3 separate regions of the Mus musculus genome follow, and regions 2 and 3 are each linked to region 1. The links are chromatin loops, found by intact Hi-C in ENCODE. Cell type or tissue: left cerebral cortex. All regions are shown on one strand. Each heading gives the region's core, and the rest is flanking DNA. Links, peaks and the distances in the headings are about the cores only. Region 1 overlaps Galnt14 (polypeptide N-acetylgalactosaminyltransferase 14). Region 2 holds the start of Galnt14 (polypeptide N-acetylgalactosaminyltransferase 14). Region 3 has its middle 51 kb from the start of E330032C10Rik.

What was found. A loop is a pair of places that touch in the nucleus more often than their neighbours do. Peaks named below come from ENCODE experiments on the same cell type or tissue, not always from the same donor. Only the 100,000 strongest peaks of a DNase experiment are listed, where the experiment ranks them.
Region 2: it touches region 1 in a loop (2.0-fold over the local background); 11 of 42 quality-filtered maps call a loop at or near these places.
Region 3: a loop joins it to region 1, with 2.9 times the contacts of the local background. A loop is called at or near these places in 9 of 42 quality-filtered maps.

What each region holds. Positions count from the first base shown.
Region 1 is chr17:73,570,217-73,575,882 of GRCm38, reverse strand. It overlaps Galnt14 (polypeptide N-acetylgalactosaminyltransferase 14), which reads left to right. Exons shown (of 15, transcript NM_027864.2): 2 at 910-1,079. Among named protein-coding and RNA genes, the nearest start is that of Gm46602, 94 kb to the left of the region's middle. In left cerebral cortex, for the core only: a CTCF peak has its summit at 3,253 (motif pointing left); DNase peaks (open chromatin) are centred at 885, 3,312 and 3,715; H3K27ac peaks cover 250 bases.
Region 2 is chr17:73,706,893-73,712,558 of GRCm38, reverse strand. It overlaps Galnt14 (polypeptide N-acetylgalactosaminyltransferase 14), which reads left to right and starts at 2,108. Exons shown (of 15, transcript NM_027864.2): 1 at 2,108-2,628. The coding sequence starts at 2,500. It overlaps Gm52320 (a long non-coding RNA gene), which reads left to right and starts at 4,913. Exons shown (of 2, transcript XR_003952420.1): 1 at 4,913-5,666. In left cerebral cortex, for the core only: a CTCF peak has its summit at 2,447; DNase peaks (open chromatin) are centred at 2,149, 2,417, 2,830, 3,248 and 2 more places; H3K4me3 peaks cover 2,775 bases; H3K27ac peaks cover 2,054 bases.
Region 3 is chr17:73,298,972-73,304,637 of GRCm38, reverse strand. No RefSeq gene overlaps it. Among named protein-coding and RNA genes, the nearest start is that of E330032C10Rik, 51 kb to the right of the region's middle. In left cerebral cortex, for the core only: CTCF peaks have their summits at 1,226 (motif pointing left), 2,355 (motif pointing left) and 3,199 (motif pointing left); DNase peaks (open chromatin) are centred at 1,207, 2,340 and 3,183.

The DNA of each region.
Region 1 (5,666 bases), core at 504-5,503:
GGGAACAGTTTTTAGGAAGCAGCTGCCACGTTGAGGCCTGGATTCTCAGCCCCACTAGCTGGGTGACTGAGACTTGGTTGATGGGGTATATCAGACATCATTGGCTCTGAAGGGAAGGCAGGCCCTCACCTCTCCCGTCGGAAGGATCCAGAAGACTAAACTTTGCCTGAAGACCTGCTACTTGCTTGGCTGGTGACCTTTCTAGAGTCCCTTGTCCCCTATCTGTTCAGAGAGTTCAAGTATGAACCAAACCAAGGACATGGAAGTCACCTTCCAAAATCTGAAATCCTGTGTCCTCAGATATACACTGTTGGCTTATTACTGGCTCGCCCATTGATGCTTCCTCTAAGAGTGGCTACAGGTTCTTGGGTTGGGGAAACAAAAGACCAATGTGTCTGGTGTGCCTCCCACCATTGTGGATCGATGACATGCTTCCTGAAACTGCCTCTCCTGAAGCTCATTGGAGACAACAGAAGTTGTGGTCCACCTGGTCTGTGCCAGTGCACCAGGCGTCCTGGGAAGATGGTCTTTCAGGTTGGAGTGCTAGAATTTAGGCAAAGGTCCTGCTGCTCCCTACGTGTGAATCTTGGGCAATGTACTGATTGTGTGAGCATGTATTGACACATCTGAGCAATTGTATGAGGATTGTATGAGATCATGGAAACGGTGGTCCTAGAACTGTACCTGGCATGTGGGGCTTGATAGGTAGCAGTAGCAACATTATCACCCTTCTCTATGCGATTATTATTGCTGGCGGGTTTGCTGATGTTCTTCTGCCCCTGGCCCCATGTTTGAGCTCAGCATTGCCAGACGGAACAAGCTTAATCTCTGGCTGGCTGTTGACAGATGGATGGGGAGCTGGTGGTGGCTGGGGAGCCTTCTCACAGACTTTCCATTCATGTCACACAGCCTTCCGATGCGGACTGGGATGACCTGTGGGAGCAGTTTGATGAGCGGCGGTATCTGAATGCCAAAAAGTGGCGTGTCGGTGATGATCCCTACAAACTGTATGCTTTCAACCAACGGGAGAGTGAGCGGATATCGAGCAATCGGGCTGTCCCAGACACACGTCATAAGAGGTACCTCCTTCTTCCATGTAGGTGCTTTACCCCTCTCGGCAGCCAGGACCTATTAGCAAAGAGCTTTATTTGGAGACTCACTGATCATAGTGCCCAGTGTCAAGACCTGGGGCAGGTGACAGGATAAAGTTTCTGTGCTACACACTGCTTGCACACAAACTATCCCAAAGATCCTGCTTTCTACTTGGAGGTTGAAGAGAGTGAGACGCCCACCACAGAGGGTACACCTGCTCCTCAGCTGGTAGTCACCCTAGGTGATGCATGCTATATAATGCTAAAAGCTTAGTGGAACACTAAAAGACCGAACCTGGATTTTCCAGACCAAGTCTCACATTCCAGCCTGGCTCTCTAAGCAAAGGGCATGATGGGTAAACCCTCAGGAATTCAGGCTATGCTCTCTCCTGTCACTAAGAGAAATTCTTTCCATAGCATCTCATGCACATTTTACAAGGTGAGAAGAGACTCAGAGGGGCCTCTTCACTTAGAGTTGTTTCCTGTCTGCCTGCCCAGGGGGCCTTTCACCATACCCTCTTTGTAGCCACTGGCTTAGAGAGGTCACAGCTCCAGAACACAACAGAGAGCAGGTAGAGAGCTTTGTTAGAAGCAGAAAGAGGCTTTGTGAAGGGGGTTGTTTTGTTTCCTTGCCAACTGCTCCTTTGGTCCTGGTAGCCCCTCTGCTTGCTTCTGAGGTCTGAGAAAGCAATTGGGTCTTAATTATTTTCCCCCTCTAAACCTCCATGCTCTGGCCCACACATGCTAGAGAGTCACAGAGAAATGCATGACTGTCCTTGCACCCATTCCAACACAGACTGGCCTCTGAGTGGCAAGAGTCAAAGGCAGTTCAACTGGCAAGGTATAGAGTGTTGGTGTAAGGGTAGAGAGTATTGACTCTTTGTCTTTGTTAGTTGGTTTGGGTCCCCATTTGTAGAAAAAGAATTTGCATACAAAGGACTTTTATAATTGTTGAGGCTTATTATGTTGGTAATTTTGAGCATTACTATATGAAGTCATTGGGACTCGGTTGCCAAAGCAGAGCTGCACAACCTGGAAATCCTGTATGCAGCATGTATCCCGTGGAGACATTCAACTTGTCCTCGTTAGTCACTATCAGTATTGCATGGAACTGGAGTCTTGGTGTCCACATGAACACAGCAAAGGCTACAAACTGGATGATGGCCTGGTTTCTACTAACGCTGACCAATCTGTGAATTTAACTCTCCCTATAAAATGCCATGAATGTCCCCCTAAGCAGCAGTGTCTGTGTCCCCTATAGCCAGAGTCCCCTCCTCCTCCCTCCTACTGGCCTAAACTCTCTTAGAGTCGGAGTCTCATTGAAATTCTTTTTGATATTGCTATTTGAATTCCCCAGCCCTTATCCTGTTACTCCTCTCTGAGCAAAAATTTAAATACCAAGTTATTATATTTCCTTGAGCAGAAACTACGTGTGGGAGATCAGGAGAGAGGGAGGGAAAGAAGCCCCATTAGGGGCTTGTGGGAAGCCTCATTAGGTCTTAGTGAGGTAGCTACTTCCTTGTCCTGATTCTAGATGCCAGGCCCCCCAGGAAGGAAACAGGCACTGGAACAACTGGGTGGGAGGCCTTGGAGAGCAGGCACGACTGCTTTTAGCCATGGGAGGACATGCCAAGAGCTCACCAAGTAGGTGAGCGTGCTGAGTTCTGTCCTGCCCTCTCACTTTCCGGTGCAAAGCAGAAGTGAATGTTTGCACAAAGGCCAGACTTGTGGGGTCAGGCAAGGAAGAGCCAAGCTTGTTCGTCAAAGAGCCTGGCTTGCCAGCCAGCTCTGGGCTCTGTACCTACCCAGGGTTCCATCTGTTAAAGAGTTGTAATCGGCAGGGAGGCAGTGGGAAGGGCAGAAGGGACTGAGGTAGAATCCTGATACTGTTTGAGAAGACAAAAGGGGAAAGAATATTAGCCGTATGACTGCCTCAGGGCAACAGCCTTGCCCTCCAGGAGCTGGAAGTGTGCTACTCAGAGAATTCTGGATTCAGCAAATGTTACCCGAAAAAAAAAAAAAAAAGCCCAAAAGAATAGAGATCACAAGGCTCAGAATTGGGGTGGGTACCTAGGATCAGAAGTCATCTTGAGGTTCTTGAGCAAGGACAACTGGATCCTCCAACCCTAGGCTGAGTTTAGTAGAGTGCTGCCCCCTGCTGGTGGTACCCCTGAGATCTCAAGAACGAACCCCAGAGCCTGTCCACAAAAGCACTGTGTTCTTCCCTCAGACCCAGATCACTGGGTCCTAGCTACATACAGGATCTCCCTCATCCAGCTCCCGCTTACGGAAACCATCTATGACTAGCGTCCTCACCAGCCAGGTTTCCTAATTCTGCTGTGAGTCTCCTACAGATGCTGGTGCCGTCCCATAAGCTCGTCCACACAGACCAATAGAACCCATGGGACTCACTTTGGGGCCTGCCCACCTCAGTTATGACCAGCATAGCTAATGGTGGTCAAGAGTTCTCAAGAACAATGTTGCTGACATATTGGGCTTGATGATGCTTCATGGAGGGGTTATCCTGGGCACCCCAAGATTCTAGCAGTTTCTCTGGCCTCTATTACTAGATGCCAGTAGCACTCCCTACCCTAACAGCTACCTTCCCCCACACGCCAAGTTGTGATTGCCAAAAATACCGTTCCCATATGTCTCCCCTGGAGGACAAATCTGCAGTGAAGATCACTGCTGTAAATCTGGTCTTGCTTTTTACCCAAATCTTCAGAGATGAAATGAAAATATTTATCACCAGTTCACTGCCAGCACGAGGTCAGGCCAGACCTCCTATGTAAAACAGGCTGAAGTCGGGAACAATGTACAGGGTCACCCTAGGGTCAGCATGGGGTCTCCGGGATCTGGCAGCCATTTCCCATCCTGGCTGAGATGAATGGACTAACTCACTTTCTCTGCACCTTGCTTTTCTCTTTTAAAAAGCAGGGATAAAAATAACAATAATGATCCCATGCACTTTGGTTGTTATAAGGGTCAAATAAAATATGGAGAGTGTTGACCTATTTTCATATATATATATATATATATATATATATATATATATATATATATATATATGAATGATAGCTGAGCCTTGTGTGGAGGAGAAGCACGCTGGTAGAAAACCAGAGATGATTAAACAAACTAATGAAGCACCAGATCAAAAACCAGAATGGAGGGGTCAGACTGTCAGGTGTGGAGGTGAGGCTGGGGAAGGACAAAGGTGGGGTTCAAGGTCAGGCTCGATTCCAGAGAAATAGATGAGCAGCATCAAGGTGGGATATGTTGGTTTCTAAATGCCAGTCTTAGCAGCTCTCAACCCAGGCTCCTTCTGAGAGGCACTTGGAAGCCGTTTAAATATGTTGATACCCAGACTCCAATCAACTCAAGTGTGTCCTTGCTCAGTTCCCAAGTGACTCTAATGAGCAGCAAGACTTGAGGGTGGCCGTTCTGCGTGAGGGCTTCTCAGACTTAAACAGGCAAACAGACAGGTCGTCTTGGGATGTCTGTCCATCTGACTCAGTAGGTTGGGGGCGAGGGGGGCTGATATCCAGCATTTCCCTTCTTCTTAAGGTTTATTATTCTTTTTTATAATTTTTATTTATGCATCTGTGTTCCTGTATGTGAGAGAGAGCGAATGTCACATGGATGGGGACTGCTGGAGGAGCCCAGAATAGGGATTGAGATCCCTAGGAGCTGGAACTACTACAGGTAGTTGTACCATGTGTGTCGCTATCCTGAGTCCTCTGGAAGAGCAGCCAATGCTCTTAGCCATCTCTTCAGCTCTGAGGTTCTGCATGTCGAATAGGTTCCCCGATGACGGCAATGCCTAAGGTCTGTGGCTCACACTTTGAATAGCAAGAACTCACAATGGCTTTGAAAGCCTGATTCTCCAGACCAAAGGACCACCAGTGGCAGCATCGCTTGGGAGCAGGTTGGAAATGCACAGTCTTAGGTTTTGCCCAGAAAGCTTCAGGTGAACCCCAGAGACCTGGCTCAGCAAGAACTTTAGGTGACTCTGAGACCTGCTCTGTGAAGCACAGGCCAAGTGAAGTCCATGTGTGATCTGGTTCTGCCAGAAGCCTCGGGATTTAAGGAGAGAGTAGAGGCCTTGGGATAAGTGCATCCACCTGCCTGTGTATTTGTGTGCCTCTCCCTCTGTCCTGGTATCTTGGCTTCTGCCTTGTATAGACTGGTCTCCCTTGTTCCCTCTTTCCCCTCTTCTTCTACCCTCATCCCGGCGTCCTCTTGGCAACTGGCATCACTGTTCCTAAGCTCTGTGAACTGCAGGGTCTCATGCTTTACCTCACAGCCAATGACCTACGTTGGCTGCCTAGCTCATTCGTGGAACTGAGCCCCAGTGATGCAGGCTTTGTTCCTGCTAAGGAGACCATCCTGCCTTGCAGCAAAGATCCTGCTTGTTCTGGTGTCAACTGCCCTGTAGAGAAAGGAACAGATTGAACATCAATTACAGTGTCTGGTGTGTGATAAGGGGCACGATATCTGTTTGCTGAATAAATAAAAGAGAAAGACTTTAGAAAGACTGTCAACCTCTCTCTTTCTCTCTCCCTCCTCTCTCTCTCT
Region 2 (5,666 bases), core at 248-5,247, 140 kb before region 1:
TGGGACCTGCCTGGAGATTTTTTTTCTGGCTTCCAAAACTTAGAAGACTCACCTGTAGTGTCCTCCCATTTGTAATGGCACTTACTGGCCTAAAAGCCTAGACCAACATATTCTATAGTTGGGTCGGTTAATTGCACTTAGCAAAATCGGAGCCTTTAGAAATCTTTCAAGGCCCAGGGACTCTTCCCCATGTGAGAGGAGGACAAAATAGTGATTCAAGAGCAAGAGCTTTAGAAGAATATCTTTGTTCTTCCCAGTGTTACGTACTCTCCCGCGGAGCTGTTTCACCCCAGGGCCTTGGTTTCCCCGTATGCCAGTCTGAGTGAAGCAGGCGTGTGAGGCTGCACCATCTCAGGAGCTTGGCGGTGGTGTTGTGTAACTGTCTGCCATCTGTTACTCAGAAACAGCCCCACAAAGCGCTGAGCAATGGACTCCGCTGCTGCAGCTCCTGCCTGGCGCTCATCAGCGAGTCTACAGCTTGCTCGGGAGGTTCTCGGCAGAGCTGACACAGAACACTTTGCAGGCCCAGGACTGGGACTCTAGGGTGAGGCTCTTGGAAGAGATCCAGAGAGCTCAGAAAGCTGCGGGAGTAGGTGCTCTTGCCACTCGCCAATGCTCCTTGGACAGTTATTCACCGAGGCCTTTGCCTGCTTAAACAACATCTGGAGAGAGTGGACCCAACCTTTCAGAGGCTACGGGTCCAATAGAGACAAGTGTGAGATGCCAGCAGGGCTCTGGGGGCTGACAAGCCTTTTCTGGCTGATTGATTTCCAACCTCAAATTTCTTACCTACATCTCCGCTCCAGAGCCTTTGCCTTATGGCCGAAAGACAAGGTATCAAACACCGGAGCTGTTGGGGGGTGGGGGACACCTCTGTTTCTGAGCAAGTGTCTGGAGGGCTCCATGGCACTGGAGGAGGAATTCTGGAGAACTGACTGGTACCTTTCTCACCTGCAGTCGAGTGTGGGTGCTACCCCTATACTAAGCTCCAGTCTGTGAGTGAAGACAGCAGGGAGCATGCCGCTGGGCCACTCGGTGTCATTCTCACTTGGAGAAACTTGGAGCATCCCTGTAACTAAAACAAGGACTCCAGTGGCCAGGGCTCTGCAGACTTCGCAAAAACTTCCACCTTTTCTCTCTGAACTCTGAGGTAACGCAGCATTCACATCTGAAGATGAGGCACAGTCTTAAGACTTAAGGAAGGGAGAGGCTGACGCTGTGATTTGCCCTGTTGGTTGGGTAGGCTAGGCTAGAAACCACACCTCCCTATTCTAGAGATATGGTTAGAAATTCATCCAGCCCACCTGAGGCCTGTATGGAAACTGGAGTCAGAACTGTTCCTGTCTCTAAATCCAAGTGACTTTAGTCTGTAGCTGGAAGATGTATTCCTTAAAGGCAACTGGGAAAGGGATTTGGGGAGCTACTCCCACACACCCCAGGGCCACCTTTCACAAAACTTCCGGTGGTTGTGCTAACATTAGACCCTTTTTTTCTGGCAAGCCCCAGAAAAAGGGCTTATTTTTACAAGGAGAAAAAAAAAATCCTCAGGGATTTACTTTTGCCTTAATTTTTAAAAGGACATCTTTCGAGTTAAATTTAGACCAGCTCAGTTTTCCATTAAGAGAAAGTTGCCAGGCACCTACCTGCTCAAAGGCAAAGAATACCCTGGGGAGATGGCTGAACTCGACCTTGGCCCTGAAATGGTCAAGTCTGAACTTGAGACAACATCTGGGTCAACCAACCCTACTATCCCAGTGATGGCTCCCGGCTAGCGAACCCTCCTGTGAGCACCATGTGCAGAGCCCCGCAGCAAACAGAAACTCCTCCCCGGTAGTGCCTCACCTGGCGCGGGCTAGTCCTTAAGTATCAGCTTGCTTGATACAAGTCAGTATCCTATAACCGGTCCCCGCCCAACCCCTCCCAGCACAACCCTAGCCCAGGATGGTCCCAGAGCTGCATCCAAGGTCCCTCAACCGCAGGGTGCTCCACGGTCGGCGGGAGGCGGTAGCGCCCCCGCTCAGAGCCCGGTTCGCTCCCGCCCCGCTCTCCCTCGGAGTCAGTCTGTCTGTCGGGCCCGCCCTCCCTCCGCGCTCCCTCCTCCTCGTGCTCCTCCGGGGGTGCCGGGCACAGCCTCGGATTCCACCTTCCCGGCTGCTCGAGTCAGTTTCCCTCGCGGCAGCAGCGGGCAAAGGCAGCCGCGGCGCACAGCAGCATCGCAGCGGCCGCCGCGGCTCTCCGTTTGGAGCGGGCGCCGGGCTGAGCTGCCCCTCGTCCCTGCCCGGCCGCGTCTCTAGTCTCCGGCGCCCCTCGCCGCTCCGTTCCCGGCTGTGGCTTCTCTCCGAAGCGGGCGGGGCAGGATCCCGCCATCCAACATCGGGATCCCAGGAGCAGCGTTTCTCCTAGAGCGAGGCGCTCGGCAGACTCGTGCCCCGCCACCCCTGACCGCCGGGGGGTGCCCCAGGGACGCGTCGCCACCAAGAGAAGCAGGCAGAGGGGACCATGCGGCGGCTGACTCGCCGCTTGGCGCTGCCCATCTTTGGGGTGCTCTGGATCACCGTACTGCTGTTCTTCTGGGTCACCAAGAGGAAGTTGGAGGTGCCGCTGGGACCCGAAGTGCAGACCCCCAAGGTATGCCGTTTCGTGGCGCACAGGGCACAGGGCACCGGGCACTGGCAGGTGGAAGGGTGCGTGGTCCACGCACTGGGATTGAGGGTTCAAATGCAGGGGTGTCGAGGTGCTGCGATGGGGAACAGGCGCGGGATGCGGCCATGGGGAGGTGCTTGTGGAATTTAAGAAGCTTGGGGCGTCTCCATATCTTTGGCGTGTGTAAGTGGCAGTGGGCGTGGGTGGTGGGCGCGCGCTCGCAGACAGAGCCGGGCTCCCAACTTAACTAGCAGTCCGGTGGCCAAGGGGGCGCTGCGGACTAGCTACTTTGGGACTGGCGGTCGGTGGGTGCCGCTGGAGGGTCACTGGAGGTTGCTGGGTGAGCGATGCTGGCACCCATGAGAAGTCTGGTGGATTTGCGGACTCCTTCCCTTTGCTGCCAGGCCCCAGAGGAGGAGACGATGACCCGGGTGCTGTGCGCACGTGAACAGCACTAGCGACCCCCCTGGAGGCCTCCCAGCCTTCCCTACCCACCTGGCCTGGCCTGGTGCCACCGGCTCTGTGAACTGTTCCCCAGTTCATTTGCTGCGTTGGAAGTTGAATGCGCTCAGGACAGCACGGAGGAGCCCATAAGAACAGAAACCTTCCTACTGGCAGGGAGTTGTGGAAATGGGAATCCAAGTGGCTTTCCCAACTCTTGTCCAGTCGGTGCAGCCCAGAGGAGTGGAAGGTTCCCCCTACTGGCTCTCTCTTGAGATTCAGAGCCCCTGTCTTTCTTTTCCACAGCCTTGACCAGGGGAAACAGAGCGAGGCTTCTGGGGATTTGCTGGCAGCTAAGCAACCTTTATGAGCCCAGGGCAATCTCTAGGAGTGGGAAAAGACCTTGGAGGAGCCTGTAGTCGGAAAGAGGAAGACATGAACATCTCTGTGTTAAGTAGGAGTGGATCTCACCGATAAGTACAGTAGGGAGGGCCTACTGTGTGCTAAGTGCATAGTTGGTGTTTTCTTCATAAGGAGTTGTTTAATATTGTTCTTATTTCATAGATGGGGAAACAGGCCAAGAGTCTTTAATTAACTCGTCTTAGATCGTTCTGGGTTTGAACTCAGACCTCCACAGAATTTTCCCACTTGGATCCCAATAGACTCTTCTTTTAACCAAAGTACATTTTAAACCAAAGTTTTGGAATCTTGCCAATATTAGTTGATCGAAATAAGCATTTAGTTTAGCACCCATGGAGCTAGGCTCGGTGCCATTGGATGCAGAGATGCAGGATTTTCTCCTTGGTGGAGGGTGGTCTGCTCATCAGTGGTCCAGGACACGCAGGATTGATAGTCAAGTGGGGTCACTGCACTGGGTGTCATGGGAGCCCGGCCACTGCTGGAGGAGGTACAATAGGTGAGTTGAGAAGGATGGATCAGTGGCCCGTAGGCAGAGCACATTCCAAATAGAGAATAAGCCAGCTTTGAAGGAACAAGACAGCATGAAGCCTGTGGCGGTCAGAGGAATGAGACAGGGACAGTGTGTGTGTGGGTCTAGTCAGGAAGGACCATGGAAGCTGTGGGTGGTTAAGCAGGGTAGTGATGCGATCGATTGGTATGTCCATCAGGCAGCCTTTATAGTCCAGGATCTATTTCCTTAATGTTGCAGACCCTGACCACGAATCTGTAGGTGTTTTTCTTACTTTTCCCTAGGCGGTTCTGCTCTGTGTGATGCAGTTAATGATGCCTGCAGGGACATGAACTTTCTCTGTTTTGTGCTGAATCTCATTACCTCAAGCTGACTTATTCTTCGTTTTGCCCCAGGGATCTGGGGCAAGGGCTCTTTTTCCTTTGGGGCAGACTTTGTCTTTACTCCTCTCCTGCTCTTTATCCCGGTCTGTGCTCAACACAGAGTGACTGCTGGCAGCCAGGTACCAGGCACAGTGCTAGGCTTGAGTGCTGCTCTGAGGGGTCTGTCCTGTCAGTTTGGAGTGTGTGACACAAACTTTGGGGAGTTCCTTGCTGATGTAGGATCACAAGCAGACGATAGTCCCATATCAGGAATCTGTCTAAAACCGTGTTCCTGTCTCAACATTTCACTCACGCCGTATTTTGTATAGTTCTCCAAAGCCTCAATTATTCTATAGGTCTGGAAATCTTAACACATTTTACTACTAGGTGTACCCTTCCCCTATTTTTGGTTACTATTTTTCTAGATCCTATTTTTCACTAATATGTGTCTACCTATGTGTCTTGCGTAAATTTTAAAATATATTTATAGATGAGCATTCCCCCTGGATCTGTGTGTGTGTGTGTGTGTGTGTGTGTGTGTGTGTGTGTGTGTGTCTGAGGGTTACTATAGCTGTGATAAAATACCATGACAAAAAACAAGTTGGGGAGAGGAAGGTCTATTTATTGTACACTTTCGTATCAATGTTCGTCACCACAGGAAATCAGGACAGGAACTCAAACAGGGCAGGAACTTGGAGGCAGAAACTGATGCAGAGACCACGAAGGGGTGCTGCTTACTGGCTTGCTCTCCATAGCTTGCTTAGCCTGCTTTCGTATAGAACCCAGGAATAGCACCCACCCACAATGGATTGGACCCCTCCTCATTGTCTTAGTTTGGGTTTTACTGCTGTGAACAAACACAATGACATTTAATTGGGGACGGTTTGCAGGTTCAGAGGTTCAGTCCATCATCATCAAGGTGAGAGCGTGGCAGTGTCCAGGTAGGCATGGTGCAAGAGGAACTGATAGTTCTCCATCTTCATCTGAAGACCGCTAGGAGAAGACTGGCTTCCAGGCAGCTAGGGCAAGGGTCTTAAAGCCTATGCCCACAGTAAGGCACTTCCTCCAATAATGCCACACCTCCAAATAGGGTCCTTCCCTGATCCAAGCATAATTAAACCATCACACCCATCAACCACTAATTACAAAAATGCCCTACAGCCTTGTCTACAGCCCAGATAGCAACCTTATAGAGGCAGTGTCTCAATTAAGGTTCCTACCTCTCAAATGAGTTTAGTTTGTGTCAAGTTGACATCACAATGTGTATCTCAGGAAAGATGAAAGTGGAACAG
Region 3 (5,666 bases), core at 183-5,182, 270 kb after region 1:
CACAGGAAATGCATATCTGGTAGAAAGAAAGGTGGTCACCGGAGTTAACTCTCACAACCTCCGAAGCCGAGGCTCCCACATCCTGTTGTGAATAAAAACTCACCTGGAATAACTTGTCTTAGAAAACAAAACAGAACAACACCGACAACAATAAAAATCTTCAGAGATTCTGAACGGGCGAATTCGAACCTAAACTTGGGAATTTGAATTTTTTTAAAGCTCCCTGGGGAATGGACATGCTCCTTGACTGACGCATCACGTATCACTGTTCTTCAACTCCACTGAATCGGGGCATCTCTCTGCCCAGCCACGACAGCCAAAAGGAGTAAAAAGGTCTGTCGACTTCAAGCATAAGGCTTGCTCTATCAGAGGCCCCTCCCTCCACGCCCTCGAGACCCTGGCTCCCTCCCCGGGAGCTCCAAGGCCCCTTCCCACCAGTTCTGCTCATTTTCCCTCTTCCTTCTGGCTAGAGAACTAATGTCCTGGTTGATTTTCTTGCCCTAAACAAGCTAATTAAGCAATAATCCTAACAGAATCCATCACTCTGACAAGGTTGTTGATTAATGGTCCCCCAGCCAAGCCCAAAGTGCTTGATATCCCAGCAGAGCGGTCAATAATCACTGCGGCAGTGGCATGCGGCTGCGGCAGTGTGAGTCTGGCCACATCTGAAGACGACGAATGCTGAATGGGTAATGGGGCTCTATTTTGCAGCCTGATAGAAGGCAGAGGAGGAAAAGAAGGCTGGTTCTCGGACGTGCACAGGCTGGAGTCTCTAGCCACAGGCAGCGGTGCCCATCCTTTTGACGCTGGGGCATGCCATCATCATCTGCAAATGGGTTTGGATACATTGGTTGTTCTCCCACATGCTGCATATGGGACATACCTAGAACTCTGTATCCTTCGATCTGAAACCACAAAATGTCCTCAGAGAACAACTCCGAGTAACTCTGGGCCACCGAAGAACTGCCTGCGTGCAAAGTTGGCGAACACATGGATGCTTCTTTGGTTTTGCGGCTGTGTTGACTCCATAGCTGCTGGGTTATAAGGTGCGACAAGAGAAACAATACTGCCTTTGGGAAGTAGATTTCAGTCCAGGCTGATATACCTATCCATTTTCTGCACCCAGAACATTATTGCAATTCCCTAAGAAGACATAACTTTCTTCAGTGTTGGGAGAATGGTCCTGGATTAAGCAGAATGTGGTGAAATACTGCCCCCTGGTGGTCATAGTTGCTGCTTCAACTCTTCTACCTTCTAAGGTTCCTGGGCCAGCAAGTGTCCAGTGGTCTTTATGAGGACCGTAACCTGGGTATCATCCGAGTTGCCACAGCCAAATATACAACCCTGTGTCCTTCCTAACGTTTCCTTCACTGCCATCTCACGGTTGTCCCAAAGAGGGGGCTAGAATGCTGCAGCTGTCCACTTCTGGGTGGCTCCTGTATGACACACAGAACCATCATCTTCCCACAAAACTATAGGCTCATGCTTTAGAGCAGAAGGCACTGAAGCAGGAGGAGAAAATACACACATTCAGACAACTTGGTGTAACTTGCTTGCACCCGCAGGACCCTCTTGGGCCTGATCATGAATGTATATACCACTTCCACTTGATAATAGATTATTTGTGGACCTGTCCCCATAATCTTTGAATCCACTGTCCCTTTTATGCCCCCAGAAAGAGTCTTGGAAAAGAGCTCTTGACCAAAGAGAGGAAAATCGCCTGCTCCCGACCTATGCTGCCCCTGAGACACACACTGTTTGGGTCTATCACATGCCATGGTATCTTATGTCTATATATGTTTCCAGCTCAGGGCAGCAACAAAGATCAGAGCATACACTGATTGCTCTGTGAATGGTAAGAGCAGAGTTGATGGAGCACAGTGGAAAACAAGGAACATGGTGGCTTAGACAGCCTTAACCCAGAACCACCCAGCCTAAGGCTCAGGTCTGCTCTGCCTCTATTGGGCGATGTCCTAGGGGGAAGGCTTTCTCTGTCTGGGCCCCTTCTCCGAAAAGTAAGACTGATACAAGGACCTCTAAGGTCTATTCTATACATCAGGGTTGGGGAACAAGTTCCTAAGAGTCTAAGCAGCAACTAGCACGGAAGGCAGCATTTAATCACCATGAAAAAGACCCACTGGTTCACTAACAGCCCTAGCGACTCACACTGTCCGGGGCAGTATGCGGGACCGCGCTCTCTCCACACAGCATGGGAGCAGATGCGTCTCTCTCTACCTTGGATGTTTATCGGCATGAAAATGAACAACCTCTTCCACCTACCTGGAGTTAGCCATCATCCCTGGACAGATGCTGGTGAGACAGTGACACCTAGTGGCGAACCTACCAATAACTGTCCAGCCCCACAGCGGGCCCTGCAGGCAAAGAGCCTGCCAGAAGTCTGCTCCGGGCTGTGGTTAACCAAGAGCAGTAACTCACAATGTGAGCATTGGAGGCTGAAGTGGGTCCCTTAAAGTTATGCCTCAGTCTGGCCCTAATTAGTTTCTTCAATTAGTTTGACATGGCCCTTGAAGCCTTCACTTGTTCCCCAAGTCTAATACGGAGTTCTTACCAGATAGGAGTAGCCCAAAGCCCAATAAAGGAATCCTGGATTTCACCTATGTCATTTCTGTCCGCCCCCATCCCCGTATGGCTGTGTAACAGATCAGGCCACTGACTCAGATACTGCATGCAAAGACTTCAGTTCACCCCCAAATGCCATTGTCTGCAGAGGGAAAACAGTAGACACTCGTGGGATAAGGTTTTCCCTAGACGGCAGCAGAGGTCTGTACAGGAGTAACCCGTCCGACACCCCGCCCCCCACCCGGAAGGAAGTGGTAATTGGCTCAGACTGAGGATACAAATTCTAGAGTCGCCATAGCCTCTGATGGTGCGTGGCCACTTTCTCTTATGAAATCATGTTTAGCACCAACCTTCTAAAGGTGAGAGCTGGAGTACTGCCATTTCAAAACACCTGCTATGTCACACCCACAACTTAAATAGGGAAAGCTAACTCACATGCACATGCAATTACCAAGAATAAAAGGCAGTTATTTTCTTTAAAGGATTGACGTTGGGGCCCAGGAGGCTTCCTGCTGGGTACTGGAGACACTCACTGGAGATGGGACCTGGAACTCCCTTGTGCTGTTGGCTACGACACTAAGCCTTGAGATGCCTCGCTATCTCCATCTAGTGGTGATGATGAACATTACACCAGTGGGGAAAGGAGACACAAGCCAAGAATTTCAAAGTCGGCGGGCACTGAAGATTTTGAGTTGAGAGGCAATGCTTGGCTCTGTGTTTTGTATGTCTCTAGTGAATTATAAGTCTTTGAAGTAAAGATTACCATCCATTCTAACACTGGGAAAATAACACTAAAAGCTAAGAGAAGTAACTTGAGATGAGCATGCAATTAGTAATTGCTGAGCTGGTATTTAAACTGATATATGTGTGGATCTGGAGTGTATTTCCACACCCAGCCAGCAGTACCTCTGCCTATAAAGTATTTGGGGCAGTAACTTTTTAAAAATTCTTGAACAACTGATGAGTGAGTTTTATTTCATCCCTTCCGGTCCTTCCAGCTCAGGCTCTCTCTCTCTATCTCTCTCTCTCTCTCTCTCTATCCCTATCTCTATCTCTATCTCTATCTCTATCTCTATCTCTATCTCTATCTCTATCTCTATCTCTATCTCTATCTCTATCTCTATCTCTCTCTGGAAAGACAGACCATGAGGCAGTTATCCTATGGGGGCAACGGCACTGAAAACAGACTCACTGGGGGACTTTGTGAAGGCTATCCTGGGCCTGCTCCAGACAGTCTTGTGATAGACCTGGAGTGCTGGTGGAAGCCTGGACACCCTCTGAAGTCACTGCTGTTCCCCGGGGGAAGATCATTGTCCCTAGCTTAGAAGTGGCAGTGAAGCATTGCCTAGTGATTGCAGGAGGGGAAGATGTCAGGCACCTCACAGGAAAACCAAAAGTGACGCCTGGTGTCGGCAGAGGAAATCTAATAGTGGCTGAAGTCCTGCTTCATGAGTTGTAGTAATGCCTCTAACAAACGCAAACTGGTTGCTGTTTGTCAGGCTGCTGGACGAGAGAACTGGGCTTTGAGACCCCCCCCCCCCCGGCCTCTGTCTGGCAGCCCCATCTGGCATACTTTAAAGATGGGAGGTTCTTCAGAGTTGAGCATCTCACTTGGGGATGAGGGATGCCAGCTGCTGAACACAGCTGTGGTGCAATGGGAATTATGTTATGGTCTCTGGTTCCTAAGCCCCCTTCCTGGCCTTAAACCACAATTATCAGCTCAGGAAACAGGGCTGTGCCCAAAGCCATGAGCTAAGAGGGTAAAACATAGATGGTTGCTTCAGAGCTACACTCTTTCCACTGGTCTACACAAACACTTATGGGGAAAGTCTAGGCTGGCTGCCCACAGTCCAGTCTACACAGGCTGAGCCATTGTGGACTGGAATGGCTGGACAACATACAGGGAGGCGGAGCTTGACCAGAATAAGCCAGAAATGCCCTAAAGGAGCAAGAACGGATGTTTACCTTATACCCTGAGTCTTTGGGGTACCTAGAGATGAGGGAGAAATAGCCTAGGAGAAGGTCTGGATACACCTTCCTGTGGTGCAGATATCTGATTTCATGGTAATCGACGCATGTTAATGTTCTGATGTCTGATATCTGAGTCAGTCACTATAGGAATGTCTCCAGCCCCAACCTATCTGGTCACTCCATTCAGCAGGCAACTCACACTCTCTGTGAGAAAGCCCATGAGTGTGAGTTAACAGGAAACCACTTACTACAAAAGAAAGCCAATGTAGGTTTATCTGCAAACCCCACAGGTGGAAGCTCCACTCAGCAGCTGGCCCGTACCCGTCATGGTGGACCCTCCTCAAGAAGCCACAAGGCTGGGTATAAAATCCTGAAGATCCAGGCTAGAATCCCAGCCACCTCCTCCCGTGTGACCTTCATCTTAACTTCTGGTCCCCAGCTGTTCGCCTCTGTAAGTAGATGCTAAAAGATACAATCTCTTGTGTCGTGACTTTAATGCCCAGGGTAACCTGCAACAGAATCTGTGGACTTTGGGGGATAATGAGGTGCCAATGTTGGCGCATCTGTTGCATCAAAAGGGCCATCCTGGTAGGAGATATTGAAGTTCAGGCAGGCTGGGAGCAGGTAAAAACAAAAGGAAGTCTACACTCTCTGCTTAATTTTGTTGTGACCCTAAAACCTCCTAGGGAAAAGGTAGTCTTTTAAAGTGTACATCTAGTGGACATCTTAAGGTTAATATGAGAACGACATAAGATGATGTTGTCAAAAGGCCTCATCTGATCTTGGTGACACTGTGGGACCCACAGTAGCGGAATGATGGGTTATCGTCCTCTCATGAGCACAAATGCTTCCACAGCAAGGGGAGATGGCCAGCTCCGTCATATCACCTCCCACAGGAAGCCTCTGGGGTGGGAATGGGTATAAGAACCAAGGAGCAGAGACGGTGACTGCCTGAAAGAGGCCTTCCCTTCATCCCTGGATCCCTGCGTCCCTGTTACAGTTCCTTCTGGGTACTGCTCAGCAAAGCATCAAGAGAAAGGGCTGGTGTCTGGAGACTTAAATATCAGTTCTGACTTCATGTTTAAATATATGTATGGGCTTTGTCATCATCTCTG